Regions from separate parts of the Homo sapiens genome. Here region 1 is linked to region 2. Evidence: read pairs that join two places in POLR2A ChIA-PET (ENCODE). Cell type or tissue: OCI-LY7. All regions are shown on one strand. Each heading gives the region's core, and the rest is flanking DNA. Links, peaks and the distances in the headings are about the cores only. Region 1 overlaps GCN1 (GCN1 activator of EIF2AK4). Region 2 overlaps BICDL1 (BICD family like cargo adaptor 1).

Evidence for each region. Peaks named below come from ENCODE experiments on the same cell type or tissue, not always from the same donor. Only the 100,000 strongest peaks of a DNase experiment are listed, where the experiment ranks them.
Region 1: POLR2A ChIA-PET joins it to region 2 with 5 read pairs; 2 of 35 experiments call an interaction of 5 or more read pairs at or near these places.

Annotation. Positions count from the first base shown.
Region 1 is chr12:120,169,921-120,181,101 of GRCh38, reverse strand. GCN1 (GCN1 activator of EIF2AK4) reads left to right here. Exons shown (of 58, transcript NM_006836.2): 6 at 2,152-2,250; 7 at 2,343-2,477; 8 at 3,350-3,418; 9 at 3,547-3,655; 10 at 4,885-4,959; 11 at 5,228-5,356; 12 at 5,890-5,940; 13 at 6,933-7,031; 14 at 7,276-7,449; 15 at 10,781-10,933. Among named protein-coding and RNA genes, the nearest start is that of GCN1, 19 kb to the left of the region's middle. In OCI-LY7, for the core only: no CTCF peak of the experiment used is centred there; a DNase peak (open chromatin) is centred at 5,831; H3K27ac peaks cover 1,320 bases.
Region 2 is chr12:120,068,109-120,079,289 of GRCh38, reverse strand. BICDL1 (BICD family like cargo adaptor 1) reads right to left here. Exons shown (of 10, transcript NM_001367886.1): 5 at 7,489-7,668; 6 at 6,561-6,779; 7 at 4,704-4,847. Among named protein-coding and RNA genes, the nearest start is that of RAB35, 43 kb to the left of the region's middle. In OCI-LY7, for the core only: no CTCF peak of the experiment used is centred there; no DNase peak of the experiment used is centred there.

The DNA.
Region 1 (11,181 bases), core at 4,089-8,088, 100 kb before region 2:
AATAACCTTGTACATATGCCATTTTGTATACATGCAAATGGAATTTATCAGCATTGCTTTCCACAAGCATATCTGCTTGCTTGCTTTTTCTTTTTCTTTTTTTTTTTTTTGAGACGGAGTCTCGCTCTGTCGCCTAGGCTGGAGTGCAGTGAGGCGCAATCTCGGCTCAGTGCAAGCTCCGCCTCACGGGTTCACGCCATTCTCCTGCCTCAGCCTCCCGAGTAGCTGGGACTACAGGCGCCTGCCACCATGCCCAGCTAATTTTTTTTGTATTTTTAGTAGAGACAGGGTTTCACCGTGTTAGCCAGGATGGTCTCGATCTCCTGACCTCGTGATCCGCCCGCCTCAGCCTCCCAAAGTGCTGGGATTACAGGCGTGAGCCACCGCGCCCGGCCACAAGCATATCTGTTTTCTGAGGGTGGCAGTTCACACGACTCACTAGTGACCTTGGGCATTTATGGCACATAAAGTCTCTGAGATTTTTGTTTGTTTTTTTTTGAGACAGAGTCTTTCTCTGTCACCAGGCTGGAGTGCAGTGGCGCTATCTCGTCTCACTGCAAACTCCACCTCCTGGGTTCAAGCGATTTTCCTCCTGAGTAGCTGGGACTACAGGCGCCTGCCACCACACCCGGCTAATTTTTGTATTTTTAGTAGCGACAGGGTTTCACCATGTTGGCCAGGATGGTCTCGATCTCTTGACCTTGTGATCCGCCTGCCTCAGCCTCCCAAAGTGTTGGGATTACAGGCGTGAACCATTGCACCTGGCCTTTATTTTTTGAGATGGAGTTTCGCTCTCGTTGCCCAGGCTGGAGTACAAAGGCGTGATCTCGGCTCACCGCAACCTCTGCCTCCTGGGTTCAAGCGATTCTCCTGCGTTCAAGCAATTCTCCTGCCTCAGCCTCCCGAGTAGCTTGGTTACAGGCATGCGCCACCACACCCAGCTAATTTTGTATTTTTAGTAGAGATGAGGTTTCTCCATGTTGGTCAGACTGGTCTTGAACTCCCGACCTCAGGTGATCTGCCTGCCTCGGCCTCCCAAAGTGCTGGGATTACAGGTGTGAGCCACTAGGCCTGGCAGCCTCTGAGATTTTTTTAGTCAAGGACCTATTATGTATGTCAATCTGGGTTGGACGGTGTGAGCTCCATGCAGTTCGAATCCCCATATCAAGATGCACTTCTGTATTCACAGTGCTCAGCATAGAGCCTGCCATGCAGTGGTCAGTAAGTATTTGTGGAATTAATGAAGGACAGGTCAAGGCAGATAAGAAGTAAATGAAACAGGACCCTTAATTCTTTACCTGCATGGCACTTAAACCTCACTGAAATTGTATGTTCATTTGTGTATTTATTTGTTTAATATCTCTTTTTTCCTCTGAATTCTAAGGTACATGAAAGCAGGGACCGGCTGGGCGCAGTGGCTCACGCCTGTAATCCCAGCACTTTGGGAGGCCGAGGCGGGCGGATCATGAGGTCAGGAGATCGAGACCATCCTGGCTAACATGGTGAAACCCCGTCTCTACTAAAAATACAAAAAATTAGGTGGGCATGGTGGTGGACACCTGTAGTCCTAGCTACTCGGGAGGCTGAGGCAGGAGAATGGTGTGAACCCGTGAGGCGGAGCTTGCAGTGAGCTGAGATCGCACCACTGCACTCCAGCCTGGGCGACAGAGCGAGACTCTGTCTCAAAAAAAAAAAAAAAAAAAATTAGCTGGGCATGGTGGCACGCACCTGTAGTCCCAGCTACTTGGGAGGCTGAGGCGGGAGAATCACTTGAACCCGGGAGGTGGAGGTTGCAGTGAGCCGAGATTGTGCCACTGCACTCCAGCCTGGCGACAGAGCGAGACTCCGTCTTAAAAAAAAAAAGCAGGGACCATGTCTGTCTTCCTCCCCTTGTGCCTTCATTGTCTGATTCATAATAGGTGATCACCAAATATTTATTAAACGAACACTAGTGGGAACAGTGTCGTTAAAGGACAGAACTAAATGTGTGGGGTGGAGGGAAGAGGAGCTGGCTGGAGTTGAGTGGGAGAGGCTGAGTGGAGATGAAGCCAGGATTTGGAGGGTCTGATGGAGGTCTTTACAGGCTATGAGAGCCATGGGACCCTCAGTCTCATGTCCCACCTTGACCTGAGTCTTCCCTGGTCCTGGCAGGTGGAAGTGCAGTGCCTGCTCTTGCTGGAGGTGCTGGGTGGCTCCCACAAGCACGCCGTGGATGGTGCTGTGAAGAAACTCACGAAGCTGTGGAAAGAGGTGACAGGACTGCAGGGGCTGGTGGGCATTGCTTCTTCCATGCCACTCCCCCACTGCCATCTTAAACACCTGCCTGGCACTTTCCTCTTCAGAACCCCGGGCTGGTGGAACAGTACTTGTCAGCCATTCTCAGCCTAGAGCCCAACCAGAACTATGCTGGCATGCTGGGGCTGCTGGTGCAGTTCTGCACGAGTCACAAGGAGATGGACGTGGTCAGTCAGCACAAGGCAAGTGCCAAGGCAGAGTGACTGTGGGTTTGCTATGTTGGGGATGTTGGGAGCTCGCTGGAGGGAAGGAATGGGAACCTGCTTTGCCCTGGTGACCCTAGCTGTTGACCTTATCTGAAACTTGTTGGTTTTCTCATGTGAGACTCTGGCCTTTTGCCATGATACATGAACTTCTAGGAGCTGGAAAGTTTCCCTTCTGTTTCTGGCTTGGGTGATAGTTTGCTTGTTCATGCAGTCACTTATTCATCCCAATTTAGTGGCTGCCATGTTCTAGGCACTGTGCTCGGTGTTGGGGGTACACCAGCGAGTAAGGGAGCTATGACCCCTGCCCCCATGGAACTGAGTCTGAGAAACTGACATTAAACAGATAGTCTAGCTAATTATAACTAGTATGTGCTACAAAGGGAAAGTGTGAGAAGTCGTGAGACTCCACAACGGAAGGACCTGATTTAGGCTGTGGGTCAGAGAACACATCACTCTAAAGAAGGAACTTTGAGAGTGAAGAGGAATTAGCAAGGTCAAGAGGTGAGGCAGAGCATTTTGGGCAGAGGAAGCAGCCTGTGGGCAGGAACAGAGAGGAGGCGAGCGGGGTTGGAGTGGCAGGAATGGGTTAGAGTGAGACGCAGCCAGCTGAGTGGTGGGCAGGACCTTATAAGCCATACGAAGGACTTTGGACTTTATCCCGGGGGCCATGGAAAGCTGTGGAAGGGTTTTAAGTGGGGTTGCGTGATCAGTGGGACCTCTATGCTTAACACTGAAATTTGGGGCATTGATTTGTATTTTTTGGAGGCACTCTCACAAGAGGGACCCCTTAGGCCAGTGATGAGATACTTGAGAATGTCAGGATCTAACCAGAGCTTTGTGTTCTCTAGAGCGCCCTACTGGACTTTTACATGAAGAACATCCTGATGAGCAAAGTCAAGCCTCCGAAGTACCTGTTGGTGAGCGAGAGGTGGACGTTACTCACCTGGACAACTGATCCCATTTTCAATTCTGGGATGCTGAACTCTTTTTTGCTTCTTGGTCCGTTCCCATGAGGGCTAGGTGCCTTATTCCTTTTTCTTTGTAGGATAGCTGTGCCCCTCTGCTCCGATACCTGTCCCACTCAGAATTTAAGGATCTGATACTGCCCACCATACAGAAGTCCTTACTGAGGAGTCCAGAGAATGTTATTGAAAGTAGGTTGCTGTCAACCAGGATGGTGGGAGGGAGATGAGTTGCCTATATCTCTATTCTCGATATTTGGCAACAAGAAGTGTGTGTGGTAGGGGGGAGGGAAGGGGGATGTATTCATTGTTTACCTTGTTGGGACCTTGGGAGAGAGATTGGGGACCTTTTGCGATTATGTTGAAAGCCAGACGCATTGGCTCACACCTGTAATCCCAGCACTTTGGGAGGCGGCAGTGGGCAGATCACTTGAGCGCAGGAGCTCAACTCGGGAGGCTGATGTGGGAGGATAGCTTGAGCCCAGGAAGTGGAAGTTGCAGTGAGCCAAGATGGCGACACTGCACTCTATCCAGCCTGAGTGACAGAGTGAGACCCTATCTCAAAAAACAAGAGGCCAGGCGCGGTGGCTCATGCCTGTAATCCCGGCAGTTTGGGAGGCTGAGGCAGGTAGATCACCTGAGGTCAGGAGTTTGAAACCAGCCTGACCAACATGGTTAAACCCTGTCTCTAATAAAAATACGAAAAAAATTAGGCGTGGTGGCACATGCCTGTAGTCCTAGCTACTCAGGAGACTGAGGCAGGAAAATCACTTGAAACCGGGAGGTGGAGGTTGCAGTGAGGCAAGATCATGCCATTACACTCCAGCCTGGGCGACAGAGCCAGACTCTGTCCAAAAAAAAAGAAAGAGAAAAAGTCATGGGCTGTCTTGTCAGAAGAATGCACAAAAGTATATCCATTAATAATACTGCATATAATTTTAGGGGTTCAAGAACCCACTGGATCAGTTCATAGCTTTATGGAGGTGCTAGCCATTGTTCTGATTCCCAGAAAATATCAAGTGTTCACTTTCAGAGTTGAGTGGAAGAAAACAAAATATCCTCTTACCCCTCCACCTCCCCAAAAGAACTTTCTGGAGACGATTCAGGTTAAGAACCTCCTCTGTAGACATTCTGGACTTAGTATGGAGGTGGCACTTGAAATCATGGGATCTGAGGGTTGAGTCTCTGTCCCTGTGTATCTTAGTAAAATGTGTTGGTGGGATGTTGGAAAGGCAATTTTTGCTGATCGGGATGGGGAGGTATACAGCTTTTCAGCAGAGCTTTGGGACTACTCATGTAGCCTGTAGAGATGAAGGGCCAGACAGCAGGCCTAGTGGCATTTGCTGGGGAGTAGGGGAACAAAATTATCTGTTGAATTTATTGCTTAGACTGACATGGTCAGTGCTTTCTGTCCCCCTTAGCTATTTCTAGTCTGCTGGCATCAGTGACGCTTGACCTCAGCCAGTATGCCATGGACATCGTGAAAGGACTGGCTGGTGAGTATCCCAGCCCCTCTCCAGCCCATAAGTGTCACCTTGGGTTTGGTTGTACTTGTCCTAATTGTTGTAGCAGGGGTAGGGGACAGCTCAGGGTAGTAATAAGGCCCTAACCTAAACTACATTGGCATTGGCAGTTTCTTTCTTGAGATTATTTGAATGAGAGCAAACAGCTAATACTGAAGAGATGGGGGCATGGAAAAGACAAAGACGAAAGTCTGGATGCTCAGTTGTTGGCTGCTTCTGAGCAGTGGCTTTGTGTGTGCAGGTCACCTGAAATCCAACAGTCCCCGCCTGATGGATGAAGCTGTGCTGGCACTGCGGAACCTGGCACGCCAGTGCAGTGACTCTTCGGCCATGGAATCCCTGACCAAGCACCTATTTGCTATCCTCGGAGGTGAGCAAGCCTTCTTGGCCATGCGGGTGGTTGAGGCGTGGCCCCTGGTATTTCCCTCAACTGGGATCTGAAGGGGACTTGATGCTCCAAGTCTGCCTGTGGCAAGGCTGTGTGGCCAGGGGGACGTCACACTGGAATGTGAATGTGTGTGAATGAACAAAACCGTGCACGGGGTGGTGTGGATGGGGTGATCTCAGGTTTTTTGTTTTTAAGATACACATTTTTGTAGGCATAGCAGAAAAAACTAAAGGAAATACACCAGAAAAGAAATGTCTTTGAGTAGTGGAGACATGAGTGCCTTTTAAATGTTTTTCTTTATATTTTTTCTGTTTCTCAAGTTTTTTGTAGGAACATTCTTTTTTGAGTCAGAAAGCAAAAGGCTAGTAAAAGTTGCTTTAAACCCAGCTTCACAACACAAAGGCTACTTCTGGAATCAGAAACCGTATCGTGGCATCACACACGTGACTGCATTGTTCACTCTCTTGGGAAATGTGGCATATGTGAATGTGAATCTTTGCTGTCTCTCTTCTCAGGCTCGGAAGGAAAACTAACTGTTGTAGCCCAGAAGATGAGCGTCCTCTCAGGTATAGGATTTCTTTTTTTTTTTTTTTTTTTTTTTGAGAGAAAGTCTTGCTGTGTCATCTAGGATAGAGTGCAGTGGTGCCATCTCAGCTCACTGCAACCTCTGCCTCCCAGGTTCAAGCGATCCTCATGCCTCAGCCTCCTTAGTAGCTGGGATTACTGGTGCACACCACCACGCCTGCTAATTTTTTTGTATTTTTAGTAGAGATGGGGTTTCACCATATTGGCCAGGCTGGTCTTGAACTCCTGGCGTCAAGTGATCTGCCCGCCTCAGCCTCCCAAAGTGCTGGGATTACAGGCAGGTACAGGATTTCTCTGCCAGGAGTAGAGCTGTGATCTGGTAGTAGATAAGCTTTTTTTTTTTTTTTTTTTTTGAGATGGAGTCTCACTCTGTCGCCAGGCCGGAGCGCAGTGGCACAATCTTGGCTCACTGCAACCTCTGCCTCCCGGGTTCAAGCAATCCTCCTGCCTCAGCCTCTTGAGTAGCTGGGACTACAGGCACACACCACCACATCCAGCTAATTTTTTTGTATTTTTAGTAGAGACAGGGTTTCACCACGTTGGCCAGGATGGTCTCGATCTTGACCTCATGATGCACCTGCCTCAGCCTCCCAAAGTGCTGGGATTACAGGCGTGAGCCACTGCGCCTGGCCTAGTAGTAGATAAGCTTTAACATAATTCTTAGGTAAGGCGAAGCCTTCTTTGCATCTTGACTCCTGTGACGATCTTGGGTCCAGCCTGCCTCCCAGGACCCTGCTGCTTGCCTGCTTGACAAGAGGGACTTGTTCAGGTCTAGCAGGAGGCTTGGCTTCTATAGAAGGCAGGAGGTGTAGAGGGGGCATTGAAGGAAGATCAATAATGGCCAAAGGAGAGGTATGCCTGCTGGAGACACAGAAGAGGTCTGTGACCCAGAGTGCGGAGGTGGCAGCAGTGGGAAGACTTGCCTCTGTGGTTCTGTGCTGATAAGAGACTGAACAGGGAATCTGCCTTTTAGGGATTGGGAGCGTCAGTCATCACGTGGTGTCTGGACCTTCCAGTCAGGTCCTGAATGGGATCGTGGCTGAGCTGTTCATCCCGTTCCTTCAGCAGGAAGGTAATTCTGTGCAACATGGTGAGCATGCGTTCTGTACTCATCCTTGACCGTGGTTTTTCACAGTTGGAGCTTTCCTTCCATAAACCTCTCCTAAAGACACACCTCCCTCAGAGCAAGGCTCGTAGCTGTCTGAAATATCACTGCTTCCTCCCGCTTGTACTCTGGCTTGTTTTTTGCACTGCTTGCAATGATTTGACATGGTTATAAGACATTGGACTGACTGGACTTCTGCTTTTTGCCCTAGTTCATGAAGGGACCTTGGTACACGCTGTCTCAGTCCTGGCTCTCTGGTGTAACCGATTCACTATGGAAGTGCCCAAGAAGCTCACTGAATGGTTCAAAAAAGCTTTCAGCCTTAAAACCTCCACATCTGCGGTGAGGCATGCCTACCTGCAGTGCATGTTGGCCTCTTACCGGGGTAAGACAACTCCCAGGGCTAGTGTCCAGGTCTCCTTGCAGAGGTTACTGAGTCTTTAGGGTATTGTTAGTGTTCCCGCTTTCCCTGTTAGTTCAGCTTATTTTGCACTGTTTAATTCTTCCTGAAATAAATGAGAGCATTGGGCTTAGCCCAAAATCCGAATTCAGTCTTCACAACAAATTCTGGCTTCTCCCCCTTGTCAGACTTTCAAAGTACAAAGCTTTATTCAGAGAGGACCAGAACCAGAACTTGTCACTATAGTATCTGAAATCATGGAGAAATGACTCAGATAAGACTGGTTTAAGGGCTGGGTGCGGTGGCTCACACCTGTAATCCCAGCACTTTGGAAGGCCGAGGCGGGCAGATCACCTGAGGGCAGGAGTTCAAGACCAACATGGCGAAACCCTGTCTCTACTAAAAATACAAAAATTAGCTGGGCATGGTGGCGGGCACCTGTAATCTCAGCTACGTGGGAGGCTGAGGCAGGGAGAATTGAACCCGGTAGATGGAGGTTGCAGTGAGCCGAGATTGCGCCATTGTACTCCAGCCTGGGCAACAGAGCAAGACTCTGTCTTGGAAAAAAAAAAAAAAAAAAGACTGGTTTAAAAAATCCAACTTCGTGTAAACTTTACTCTGGACTTATTAAAAATGACCACCGCCCTTCCTTCAGTGTTGAGGAACCTACTGTCATTTGGGCAAGCAGAGCTGGGGGAAACTTTCAAATCTGTATAGGAGCTTGGTCTCCAAGCTATAAACCTCTATTACTGATTTCCATCTCAGAGATATGCTTGTATTTCTTTTTAAAAAGATTTAAACTTATGAACTGTATTTAAAGAAGCATCTAGGAGAGGCTGGGCACAGTGGCTCACGCCTACCAGCACTTTGGGAGGCCGAGGCGGTTGGATCACCTGAGGTCAGGAGTTCGTGACCAGCCTGGCCAACATGGTGTAACCTTGTCTCTACACAAATACAAAAATTAGCCAGGCATGATGACAGGTGCTTGTAATCCCAGCTACTCGGGAGGCTGAGGCAGGAGAATCGCTTGAGCCCAGGAGGCAGAGGTTGCAGTGAGCCGAGATCAAGCCATTGCACTCCTGCCTGGGTGACAGAGTGATACTCTGTCTCAAAAAAGAAAAAGAAACATCTAGGAGATTCCAGGGCCTCCTCTTGGGAGGGGACCCCCTTCTGTGTGAAATGTCTTGTCTGATGAACTTTGTACTCACATATTTCTTTTAATGATAAGGGAAGAAGAATCTGACCATAAGAGATTTTTGCACTGATTTGAAAGCAATATATCTTTTTCTGAAATATGTCTCCCAGCTCAGAATCATAGATCATCTTTGTGCAGTGGTTTGTGAGGTTTATTCAAACCACAGGTAGTGCTGATTGAAGTCATAGATTTTCCATGGGTAGAAATGTACGCTCAATACATTTTCAGCTGCCTTAGGGATATAGTGAACTCACATCCATGACTTAAAAACAGTCTATGAGGCAGGCGAGCTGGCTCACGCCTGTAATCCCAACACTTTGGGAGGCTGAGGTGGGAGGATTGCTTGAGCCCAGGAGTTTGAGACCAGCCTGGGCAACAAAGTGAGACCCCCATCTCTACAAAAAAATTAAAAAAATAGCTGGGCATGGTGGTACATGCCTGTGGTCCCAGCTACACAGGTGGCTGAGGCAGCGGGATTGCTTGAGCCCAGGAGTTCAAGATCAGGCAGGGAAACATAGCAAGACTCTGTCTCTACCAAAAATTATATAAAAAGTCTATGTACTATATATATCAGTTTGCATTATTGCTGCATTGAATGACCATCAGTTGTAGGTGGGACTTTGAATTGTAGATGGCAAAAACTTGGTTTTACCTAGTCTCTTCAGCTTGAGCTAGTTCTGCTCGTTGCATTTATTTTTAATTTATTTTTTAAAAAAGGAATGCAGAGTGCCAGAACTCAATGCTCATTGCTTTTAAAATAAACATAATATAAAATAAACCTTTTAAAAACAAAACGAAAATAAACCTCTGTAATAAAGATTTCTTGGATTCAAGTATAAAACATTATCTGGGAAACTGCTTTCATTGTGAAATGTTCTGATGTACCCATTTAGTAGCTATGGAAACATGGAACAACAAACCAAGGTGTTGGGGTAGGGGGGAAGAAAACATGTGCTTGAGCTATAGTTTTTTTTTTGAGATGGAGTTTCTCTCTGTCACCCAGGCTGTAGTGTAGTGGTGCGATCTCAGCTCACTGAAACCTCCGCCTCCTGGGTTTAAGCGATTCTCCAACCTCAGCCTCCTGAGTAGCTGGGATTACAGATGCCCACCACCATGCCTGGCTAATTTTTGTATTTTTTAATAGAGACAGGGTTTTGCCATGTTGGCCAGGCTGGTCTTGAACTCCTGACCTCGGGTGATCTGCTCGCCTCAGCCTCCCAGAGTGTTGGGATTATAGGCATGAGCCACCGTGCCCAGCCAAACTATAGTTTTAACTGGTTTCTCTTTTTTTTTTTTTTTTTGGAGATGGGGTCTCGTTCTGTCACCCAGGCTGGAGTGCAATGGCACAATCTCGGCTCACTGCAACCTCCGCCTCCTGGGTTCAAGCGATTCTCCTGCTGCAGCCTCCTGAGTAGCTGGGATTACAGGCGTGCACCACCCCACCCGGCTAAGACAGGGTTTCACCATATTGGTCAGGCTGGTCTGGAATTCCTGACCTCATGATCCCCCCCGCCTCAGCCTGCCAAAGTGCTGGGATTACAGGCATGAGCCACTGTGCTTGGCTTCCTTTTTTTTTTAAAAGAGTTTAGTTCAGAGGTCAGCAGATTTGGACCCAAATTTAGAATTTGGGTCCGAAGGTCATCTGTATGGGGGAAGAGTACCAGATGGGAATTGACAGGATTGAGGGTGGCTCTGACTTGCCTCAACTAGCCGTGTGACCTTGAGCAACACACCTAATGTCTCTGCTTATCCATCAATTGAATAACTGGACCACGCCCAGCTAATTTTGTATTTTTAATAGAGACGGGGTTTCTCCATGTTGGTCAGGCTGATCTCGAACTCCCAGCCTCAGGTGATCCACCCGCCTCGGCCTCCCAAAGTGCTGGGATTACAGACGTGAGCTACCGCACCTGGCCATAAGGATTATCTTTCTCCCTCTAATTTTGTGGCTGTAGAGTTTGATTTAAGTTTTGATTTCACTTCACTTCTTTTTGAGATATTTGAAAAATTAACTGAAGGGTTTTAGTCGTCTGGTTCACAGCTGGTTAGATAAATCCTTTCTCAGTCCTGTCATTTCCAAGGATCAGGATGTCCTTTAAGGTGCTTGTCCTCTCTCCACAGGTGACACGCTGTTGCAGGCCCTGGACTTACTGCCCTTGCTCATCCAGACAGTGGAGAAGGCAGCCTCCCAAAGCACTCAGGTTCCCACCATCACTGAAGGGGTTGCCGCAGCCTTGTTGCTCTTAAAGTTGTCAGTGGCTGACTCACAGGCTGGTATGAGTCCAGAGGTGTCTAGGATGGTAGAGACAGGGGCCTCTGACAAGAGTCCTTGGGAGGTGTGTCTTGATGTTCAGGATTAGCTTGGTCCTGACCACACTGGATCAGCCACAGGTTTGCTTGTCATCTGCAGGATGAACCTCATGGTTGCATGGGCAGTGGGAATGCAGTCAGGGGACTGTGTCACTGTCCTCCTTCATTCTGTTGCTCCAGTGCTACACAGGCTTGTAGATGATACCTAGATG
Region 2 (11,181 bases), core at 3,857-7,856:
GAGCTGCCAGCCCCTGGGGTAGCAGCCACTCTGGAGGAATTCAGAGGACACCCAACAGTGAAGAGGGACAGAAGGACAATCTGTTGCCACCATAAGCAATGGGTTTTATACTCTGCAGAGTCTAGCAGGAAACATCAGGGCCGGGTGCTCTGTACTGAGAACAGCCCAAAGCAGCAGCTTTTCCGGTAGGGACAGCTGGGTGAGGAGGGCGGAAGCCTCGGGGAAGAACAGGCTGGAGCACCTGCAGCTACCCAGCACACACATGCATCTAGCCCCGAGGCAGACAAGGCACCAGGGCAGAGCCCAGCCTCCCCCTATTTAGCAGCAGACTCTGCAGCCTGGTAGGCCAGGACTCAAGACCTACAAAGCACCTGGAAGAGACAGCCAGACCTCCTCTTAGGCCAAATGAGCCCTGCCATGGCCTTGGACCAGCTGTGGGCCAGTCGGACATTCTGCCAGCAGAGTAAGGGACAGGTAAAACTATATGCTAGGCAGGAAAAGCCAACATTTAATATGCTCCAGATGAAACTTCAGAAGAACTTTTTGCTTTGGCCTAAAAAACCTGGTCGAGTTACAGCCTACCAGACATGTGCCTTAGGAGAGGTGACAAGGCACTTGCCCTCTTTGAGCTATACATACTTTTTATAATAAGCGGAAATAAAAATAACTATTTCTCACCACTAAGTTGTCGTTGAGGATTACGAGATAAATGATATCAAGGGCTCAATGCATGTGGTTGTAAGCTCTACTCTCTCCTCCCTCCTGCAAGGTGGGACCTAATCACTGCTGTCATGATAACTGATCTGGCTTGTTTATACAAAGACTTAGGTTACATCCACCCCTAAATCCACTTTTCCCAAATAAGGTGGGTGTCCCCGCAATTAAATAGCAAAGAAAACATTCAAAAGTCAGATATTGAAGGCTTAATTTGCTCTTTTGTTCAACAACATTTGAGTGCTTATTCTCAGCAAGGCACTGTACTAGCTGCTTTAGGAGAGGACACAGCTAGATCAGACCTTGAGCTCATCCTCATGGGGTCTAGGGTTTGACTGAGAAGATGAGATGTGAGCAGGGTAACTGTGACAAGACAGAGACAGGGGTGCTCCATGAGGAAAGGAATCAAGAGGGTTTCAGGAGGAAGTGATGCTAGATTGGGAACTTGAAGGCTGAATAGCATGGAGATATGAGCAGGTGAGAGAGAAGGCCTTCTGGGCACAGAGAAAGCTGGGGAGAAGGCCCAGGTGTGGGTAGCATGGGGTGCATGTGCCACTGCCCTTTGTATCCTATGTTCAGTTCTGCTAAAGCAAAGGGGGCAAGAGGGAAACCAGAGGGACGCAGGCTGTGCGGCTGGAATGCAGCCAGACTGCACAGCCACAACAGCTCAAGGCTTCCTGCTATTTGATAATGGGAACCCACCCAGAACTTGTAAGGGGCGTCCCACTTTCAAGTCACGCTTCAGGAAGATCAATCCAAAGCGTGTGAGGGTGGGCGGGCTGGGGGAAGGCAGATAAATTGGGAAGTGGTGACCATAGCCAGGGTGTGAAAGGATGCAGGTCTTGAAATAGGGCAGGAGCTAGGAGGACGGAGGATGGAGGAGATGGCCATGCTGAGATTTCAGAGGAGAGGCACCCAGATTTGGCGAGTGAAGCCCACAGGCTCCCAGCACTCTCTGCATGTTCATGCCCCTTCTGGAGTAACAAGTGTGCACTCGAGTCAAGCATGAAGGATCCAAACAACAGAAATGGGATGCTTCTAACTGAGCCTCCTGCCACCTGGGTGACAGGCCTGAGAACTGGCTGAGGGCCTCACCGATAACGTGTTCATATTCTACAGACTAATCGCAGAAGACCCCCCTGCATCCTAGCAGCTGCTCCACACACACCAGAGGTGAGGGGTGGGCCACTTGGGGAACAGAGGAGGAGGCAGTTCCTTGCCACTGATGGGAGTGGGGTAGGAGGGGGCACACCACCACAGGAAGGACTTTGTTCCTTAAGCACAATAACAGGTGCCAGCAAGTCTTCGGGTCTGGGTATGGATTTTGCTTCTAAAAAATAATTACCGGTCAAATTAAACCTACGCTTTCCTTTATTTTAAAGTTTGGATAGGCTTCCAGCCCCCACACCTTTGACCTCTGGCCTAGTTTTCAAGAGAGAAAAGAACACTCTCAGGTGACAGGCTCAGAGGCTGGGTCAGCCATCAGATGAGGTTTGAGCCCAGTCCAGGAGCTGTGTGCTAGAACCTCAGTCCCACCTAACCATGTCTGGGCCTTGCCCCCAAAAGGGCTCAGAGATGGCTCTGACTGTCCTCTTGGCACTGTGGGGTCCTAGAGAGCAGGGGCCCTGCACATCCATCTGGTGCCTCTCAGGGCCTAGTGCAGCACCAGGCACGCAGTGGGTGTCAGTGGATGTTGAACCAACCTTGCATGCAGAACGCCATGCCTGCTGTGATGGCTGCAATTTCTGCAGTCATTCTGGGACTCAATCTGCACCCTACCCCTGCCTTGGGAGGCCAGTGTTACTCCCCATGAGGTGGCTTTGCTACGTGCGGTGTGGCTGAGAGGTTTTCTGCTTTGACTGAGCATCTGGGAAGAGATGGCCTACAGAAGTCCAATTCTATACCCCGCGTGGGACATGAGTACAACCTTCCACTTGGTGAACCATTTGAAAGAGAATCCACAGCAACTGGCCTAAACCATTATCAGCTGAACTTCTAAGAAAAATTTCGAGGTGGAAATGGGTTCCTAAATATTCTACAGTAGAATCTTGGCAACCTACAATTTGCTTATGTTTCTGAATAAAACAATGCCCCCCGCATCCACTGTGGAGTTCTAGTTTTATAATTCTGAGAAACAAAACAACAAAACCAGTTAATATTAAAGAACTCATGAACAGAAGCACCCTATGGAAATTTAAATAGGCTTTAAAATAAGCAAAACTTTTATTAATCCAAAGACCTTACAGATTCAACTTTCTCCTGCATTTTATTTTTCCAGTTTAGAAGATCTGTCTCTGAGTCTGAATCACTCTCTGGCCAAATTACCCGCTGAAGAACTTAGGTTTCAGGCGGGTGAATGTCTGTGGCTGCCTAACCCAAGTCTCTAGCGTTCGGCTGTGAGCAAGCTACAACTTTTTGAGACAGAGTCTCACTCTGTCATCCAGGCTCAAGTGTAGTGGCACGATCTCAACTCATTGCAACCTCCGCCTCTTGGTTTCAAGCAATTCTCCTGCCTCAGCCTCCCAAGTAGCTGGGATTATAGGCATGTGCCATCACACTGGGCTAATTTTTCTATTTTTAGTAGAGATGGGGTTTCGCCATGTTGGCCAGGCTGGTCTCGAACTGCCGATCTCAAGTGATCCACCTGCCTTGGCCTCCCAAAGGGCTGGGATTACAGGCGTGAGCCACCGTGCCTGGCCAAGCCACAGATTGAAATGGCATCTTTGTGTCCTTGTTATCTGGTCACTCACAGAAAGAAGAGGACAGTAGATGGCTGGAGGTGGGTCTCCCGATATTTTCCAAGAAAATATCAGGAAGACTAACGGGATGACTCCCAGAAAAGGGGAGTTTCTTTCTATAAAGATATTTCAAATGTAGGAAATACTGACTGGGGCCACATGTGGTGGGTCACACCTGTAATCCCAGCACTTTGAGAGTCTGAGGTGAGTGGTTCTCTTGAGCCCAGGAGTTTGAGACCAGCCTAGGCAACATGGCGAACCCTCATCTCTACAAAAAATTAGTTGGGCATGGTGGCGTACGCCTGTAGTCCCAGCTACTTTGGCAGCTGAGGTGGAAGGATTGCTTGAGCCTAGAAGTCAAGGCTGCAATGAGCTGTGACTGCGCCACTATACTCCAGCCTGGGCAAGAGTGAAACCCTGTCTCAAAAAGAAATAAAAAAAAAAAAAAAAGAGGAAATACTGACTGAAGTGAAAGGCAGGCTTAAATTCCATCTCAAAGAAACCTCATGCAGCAGCAAGGCGTGAACAGCTTTGAGCCAGGAAAGGACAGGGGCAGGAGCAAGGTTTAGATGCTGCTTGCTTGGTGCTACCCCAGCCCCTACTCCCAAGCAGCACAGAACCTCTACACATGACCACAGTCAACAGGAAGAGCCTTTATCTATCTCCTAGGATAGGTTTTAGAAGCTCCTTTTTGGGTGGGGCTGCCTATAAGTCCTTTAAAGTTTCTCAGATGAGAATATAAATGTCTTCCTTCAGCGTTCTCTAGAGAGATGAAATCGTGATCAAATGAGAAAGGAACAGCAAGGGTAGCAGTAAGTTCTTCTAAAGCAGAAGAACAGGCTGAGAGAAGTGATGGCACTTACAAAAGGGAACTGTGCTGTAAAGATCAATTGTTCCTTGGTTTGCAAACTTCCCTGCCCAGCAACTGCTGGAAAAGCACCCATAAGTAGCCCGAGGGCTGTCAGCATCTACCAGTCAGATTAACTTTGGCTCTGTATAAGGCAGAGTGTCACTGGAGGAAATGGAGGACCAGCCATTCTCATCCCTGCCAATTTTACTTTGGGCTAAAGGACTGGGTTCTTCTCTTGAAGACATTCAGTTTACCTCAACTTCAGGTCACCATTCCTTGATGATCTGATGAAGGAGAGCCACTTCTCACACAGAAATGGGAGAGAGAAACTCAAAAGGGTCCCAAGAGAGCCAGGGGCAGGTGCACATGCCCTGCACTGAACTGAAGGTTGGGGTGCTCACCTGACTGTGGAGTCGCTGCAGCTCTTCTAGGCTTTGCCTCAGTTTACCCCTCTCTCCCTCCATGAGCTCCCTTAGGGCTCTCGAGTCCTCACTGGTCTGCCTTATCTGTTCTTCTAAGGAGTCATCATCAAGTCTCCGGGAGCCCTGACAGTAAAAGAAAGACAGCCAGACAGATATGGTAAGGGTACAGGAGAGATAGGGAAGGGGGAGAGAGATGGTTAGTCGGGGAGAGAAGGAGAGGAGAAATGGGGGAGAGTGGAGGAATGATGTGGGGAAAGATAGTGGGGAAAGATAGTAGGGAAGATGAAGGGAAGGAGAAAAGGAGGAGGGAAGAGACAAAAGGTGGAAGGAAGAAGGGGTCAAGAAGAGAGATTGTGGCCGGGCGCAGTGGCTCACGCTGTAATCCCAGCACTTTGGGAGGCCGAGGCAGCAGATCACGAGGTCAGGAGATCGAGACCATCCTGGCTAACACGGTGAAACCCTGTCTCTACTAAAAATACAAAAAATTAGCCGGGTGTGGTGGTGGGCACCTGTAGTCCCAGCTACTTGGGAGGCAGGAGAATGGCGTGAACCCGGGAGGCAGAGGTTGCAGTGAGCCAAGATGGCGCCACAGCACTCCAGCCTGGGCAACAGAGCGAGACTCCGTCTCAAAAAAACAAAAAACAAACAAAAAAAAGAGATTGCTCAATTTCAACCTGCAAACAGATGTTCACTTTTGTTTCAGGCTTGGGGGAAAGGAAGCCGTGTGGTGGGAATAGCACACCATCACATTCTGACAGCTCTCTTCTCCCACAATGACCTGGCCTCATAGTATAATACCTCCCACAGATCAATACGGCATGGTCAGACAGAACAGCTACCCTTCATATTACTTTACCCAATACAGGCAGAAAGACACAAGTTTTCTGTAGGAGGATGAAACGTGAGGAGAAATAATAGCCAAAAAGCTGGGAGCGTGAGTGGAGGGTAAGTCGGGGAGAAATGTGTCATGAAGCTGGAAGAAATGCCAGACTGCCCAGGATGCCCACGGGAACAGTCCTCTCCTCCACAGGTGGCCACATCTAGGATTCTAAAAGGCCCTTAGAGCTGATCTTCCCAACTTCCTGTGCTCACTTACATTCTTTTGGCGGAAGCTTCAGATCTTTTACTTTTGCCAATTCACAGCTAACCCTACCACTAGGACCAAAGGGCTATAGAATAGCAACTTACAGTTTTTACTTGGATACAAACTTCTATATGCAAAGTTTCCAAGGAAAGCCCTTAAACTGGAAGCTGCCATTGTCTGTACATCACTACCTGGAGAAAAAGGCTCTATGTGTACCTGGTGTGTGCAGGAAGCTGCCTTTGGAGCCCTGACACTTGGCCCCTCTGCCTCATCACAGCAGTAGTTGGTGTTCTCAAATAAGGGCTCACGGCCTGGCGTGGTGGCTCACGCCTGCAATCCCAGCACTTTAGGAGGCTGAGATGGGTGTATCACTTGAGGTCAAGAGTTAAAACTAGCCTGGCCAACATGGTAAAACCCTGTGTCTACTAAAAATGCAAAAACTAGCTGGGTGTGGTTGGTGGTGCACGCCTGTAATCCCAGCTACTCAGGGAGCTGAGGCACGAGAATCACTTGAACCTGAGAGGCAGAGGTTGCAGTGAGCCGAGATTGTGCCACCTCACTCCAGCCGGGGTAACAGAGCGAGACTCTGTCTCAAAAACAAAATCCAAAACAACCAATAAGGGCTCAGAAGAATTCTTGCAGATATTTTATAGGGTTCCAGTTCCATGGCTGACCTCACCCTATGCACTGGGTTCTAACCTCCCACCAGCCAGCTCCTGTGGGGTAAGGACCATCTCAGACTGGCCTCTTACCGTGGGCTCCATGCCATCCACAATGCTCTGTATCAGTCTCTTGAGCTCATTGAGGGCAGTGCGCAAGCTGCCGGCTGGCACATCCTTGGCGGACGAGGTTTCTGAAGACTCGTCCATGGAGGAGTCCGTGGAGACGGCTGAGTCAGCACTGTCATTGCCTCGAAGGTGTGAGCACAGATAGCGAACCTGGCAGTAGGCTTCCCAGAGCTGCAGTCTCAGCTGTTCCACAGAGAATTACTATTCATTTCAGACTCTAGAGAAGACTGCTACCTGGCCATCTTTTTCTAGCTCTGAACCCAAAATACTGATACCCAAGACACCAGTTCTAGAAGAAAGGGTTTTTTGTTCTGTGTTTTTTTTTTAACTCATTTGTCCCAAGAAATAATACTTATTCTGAACCAAGTACATTTATACAGATTCCAAATTCTTATTCTCCCTGTTCTCTAGCTTCTTCCATTCACAATATAAAGCACTTCTTTATATAATCAGTTATTTTGGTGGGAGTCAGAAAACAATCAGGGGAATGAATGGTTCTGTATTATGAAAAGTGTGAAAAGAAACCAGTTAGATGGAGAAGATGGATCATGACTGCTCTGGAACTCTGTCAGTATAACAGGTATGGAGCTGATGGCACAAGCATTTCCTAAGAGGAACTGGGGTGACAATGAGTGGGAATTGGCTGTGCCTATGATACTCTGTCCTCTAGCAATTCTGCTCAATGCCTTAATGGATAAAGTGGGTGGAAAATGGAGGGCCAGGGACATGCTCCATCAGGGCCTGCTTCATGACACTCTAGCCAGCAGGCCAAGGGGCTGACACAGGCACAGGGGCACAGCCTTGCCAGGATGGCAGCTGAGCACTAGGGAGGAGGATGAGACCTAAGCAACCCCAGGTAGCCTCGCCTGTGGGGTGACAGGCAGGTCAGCACCTGCTCTCGCTCCTGCTCCAGCTCCTCAGCCTCCATGCTCTGCTCGATCTCTGACAGGAGGGATGTGCTGGTGGCGGCAGAGCTCTGCAGACTCCTCTCCTCAGTGAGTTCTTCCACCTTCACCTGCAGCTGTCGGCAGGAGAGACGCACCTCCTGAAGCTCCAGCTGGCTTTGGTGCAGCTTTCAAAGAAAGAGCAAATGGTTGAGGTTTACCAAACACAAAAACCAAGACAAACTGACCCTCAACCTGATCATGCTTCTGGATCCAACCACCAATTTATAGAAAAATAAATAGGAGAGAAGAACATGTTAAACTACATCAGGAGATGCACTCAGCAAAATCCAGATCTAGAAAATTCTGACTGGGCGCGGTGGCTCACCCCTGTAATCCCAGCACTTTGGGAGGCCGAGGCGGGCAGATCACCTAAGGTCAGGAGTATGAGACCAGCCTGGCCAACATGATGAAACCCTGCCTCTACTAAAAATACAAAAATTAGCTGGGCGTGGTGGCGGGTACCTGAAATCCCAGCTACTTGGGGAATGAGGCAGGAGAATCGCTTGAACCCAGGAGGCGGACGTTGCAATGAGCTAAGATCACGCCATTGCACTCCAACCTGGGTGACAGTGCGAGACGCCACCTCAAAAAAGAAAAAAAGAAAAAAGAAAATTCTATAGGACAAACAACTCCATTTCCTTAACAAAAACATTGCAAGGGAAAAAACAGATAAAGGAGGAACACAGAAATAAAAAAAGACTTGAGTTATACCAACCAGGCCGGGCGTGGTGGCTCACGCCTGTAACACCAGCATTTTGGAAGGCCAAAGGGGGCAGATCATCTGAAATCAGGAGTTCGAGACCAGCCTGGCCAACATGGTGAAATCTGTCTCTACTAAAATACAAAAATTAGCTGGGCATGGTGGCAGGCGCCTGTAATCCCAGCTACTCGGGAGGCTGAGGCAGGAGAATCGCTTGAACCCAGGAGGCGGAGGTGACAGTGAGCCGAGATTGCGCCATTGCACTCCAGCCTGGGCGACAAGAATGAAACTCCGTCTCAAAAAAAAAAAAAAAGAGTTATACCAACCAATCGCACTATGTAGGCCCATTTTAATCTGTATCTTGATTCAAACAAAAATGTAAAAAAATTATGGACGTTTATAAGACAAGTGAAAATCTGAACACTCACTGGGCATTTTATGATATTAAGAAAATATGCTAATTTTTTTGGTATAATAGTACTGTAGTTACATTTTTTAAAGTTCTTATCTTTTAGAGTTAGTACTTTTTATTTACAGATGAACTTATTAAATTCTGAGATTTACTTCAAAATAACGTGAGAGAAAAGGAAATGGATGTTATGAAGATGGGGCAGCACTGGGCAGGGATTGGTGGTTTTCAGGGCTGGGCTTCATTACACTGTGCCACTGTGGAATGTTTGAAATCCTTTGCAATAAATAATCAAACACACACAGGCACACAAAGTGAGATACCATTAGAGTCTCACCCAAGATGGCTAATATAAATAATACAAATAATATCAAGTGTTGATGAAGATGTGGGGCAATGCTGGTGGGAGTAGAAAATGTACGAATACTTTGGAAAATAGGCAGTTTCTAATAAAGTTAAATAGAATCTATATTCTATGATCCAGCAATTCCACTTTTAGCTGTAGACCCAACAAAAATGAAATGTGTACAACAGACATACACAGGATGTTCAAATAACCACAAATGGGAAACAATCCAAATGCTAATAAGAATAAAATAAGTGAATTGCGGTATGTTCACATGTTAGAATACTATAGAGCAATGAAAGAATATACTGCTACTATATGCCACAACATGGTTAAATTTCACAGACACAATGTTGAACAAAAGCCAGACATAAAAAGTATACATGAGTCTATAAAACGTTCCCAAACTTCACTGAGGTAGAAAAACGTTGGAGTAGAGGTTTGCTTTTGAGGAAGCGGCAAGTATTCTTTTTAGGGTGCTGATCGTGGTCTGTATCTTGATCTCCATGGTGGTTACACAGGTATGTATTTGTAAAAATTAATTGGGCTGTCCCCTTAAGATTTGTATGCTTTACTATATATACATTTTCATGAAAAAAAAATTAAGGGGAAAAAGAGTAGCTTGGAAAGGAGCCGGAGGTGGAAACGGGAGTAGCATCTGGATAGCAATACCAAGAGTTTCTACCCCCACCCAACCATTAGAGGCAAGGCCCTAGGCTGGCCCCTCACTTCCACATCAGGTAGTTGAGTCACAGGTGAAAAGTGACTTTCCGAAAACCCTTGTGAAGCAGAACTGGACTCATGACTCCCAGTCCAGGGTTCTTTCCAGTTTCCACATACCTCATTTGTCCCAGAGAGATATTGACAGATGAGATAGTAACTTATTTTGAAGATCTTTGAGGGAGGAAGTCCCACAGCTTCAGTTCTAACTCTCACGGGCAGAAATGTCCACAGTTTTGCCATGTCTAACATCAGTCCTTCATCCTGCACGTTCACCTGTTTGTTCTCTCTCAGTCCTTTTCTGAAGACTTGAAAAGAGCTAATTACTTGGAGACATTCCTTTTCAATAGCTTTCCAAATTGCTCTATTCTGCAAGCCAAATATATATATTATATGCCCTTTAGACTTTTCCCAGCCTCTCTCTCTTGATTTTTAAATGATCTCAGAGATTTTCACATAAGCCTACATTTTTAGAGCTAGCACAGCCACAGAGATCAATGAGTCCAACTATGTCAGGATAAAACTGAAGCTTAGAAAAGGGGAATGACGCCAGTGGTAGAGAGGAGACAGCAGCGCAGGGGTCAGGAATTGTGGGCAGTGCTCTTTCCTTCTCTCTCCATGCTGCTACTTCACCCCCTCTACCCCACTGCATTCTCCATGGCCCCTTCTGTGTGCAGTTCACAATAGGGTACAACTCTCTGGGGAGGTTACTACTGCTGAATATAAGGGGATGACCCAACCACAGCTGCTAAATGCTATTTTTTTTGAGTCTCTGTCACCCAGGCTGGAGTGCAGTGGCACGATTGTGGCTCACTGCAACCTCTGCCCCCTGGGTTCAAGCAATTCTCCTGCCTCAGCCTCCCTAGTAGCTGGGACCACAGGCATGCGCCGCCATGTCCAGCTAAATTTTGTATTTTTAGTAGAGACGGGGTTTCACCATATTGGCCAGGCTGGTCTCGAACTCCTGACCTCAAGTTATCTGCCCATATCGGCTTCCCAAAGTGCTGGGATTACAGGCGTAAGCCACCACGCCCGGCCTAAATGCTATCTTCTTATCTGTGCACTCCATCACTAACTTGCTTTTAATACAGCAGACCCTAGTTGCAGAATTGTCATCAGTTTGCTAGAAGCTAGACACACGACCACATGCCACATGCCACATCTGCCCAGAAGCAATGCTTCCTACTCTTCCTATCTGTGGACTGCAACTCCCCACTCCAGGTCCTTAGAAGACTTTCAGGAAGTGGTGGTGTGGGGGAGAACTTCTTGGGATTTAAATTAAGCTAATTTATTCTTTTATAAAACAGCATTTCTGGGGTCACCTCTGTTCCATTAAAAAGAAAGTAGACACTGCACTGGTCTTTTTCAGACCTGTGGCTGAGTTGGCTTGTGGCTCCTGCAGAAATGCAGACTGGGGTGGCTGGCAGCCACTTGGAGCTCTATAGTTCTCATGAAGGGAGAAA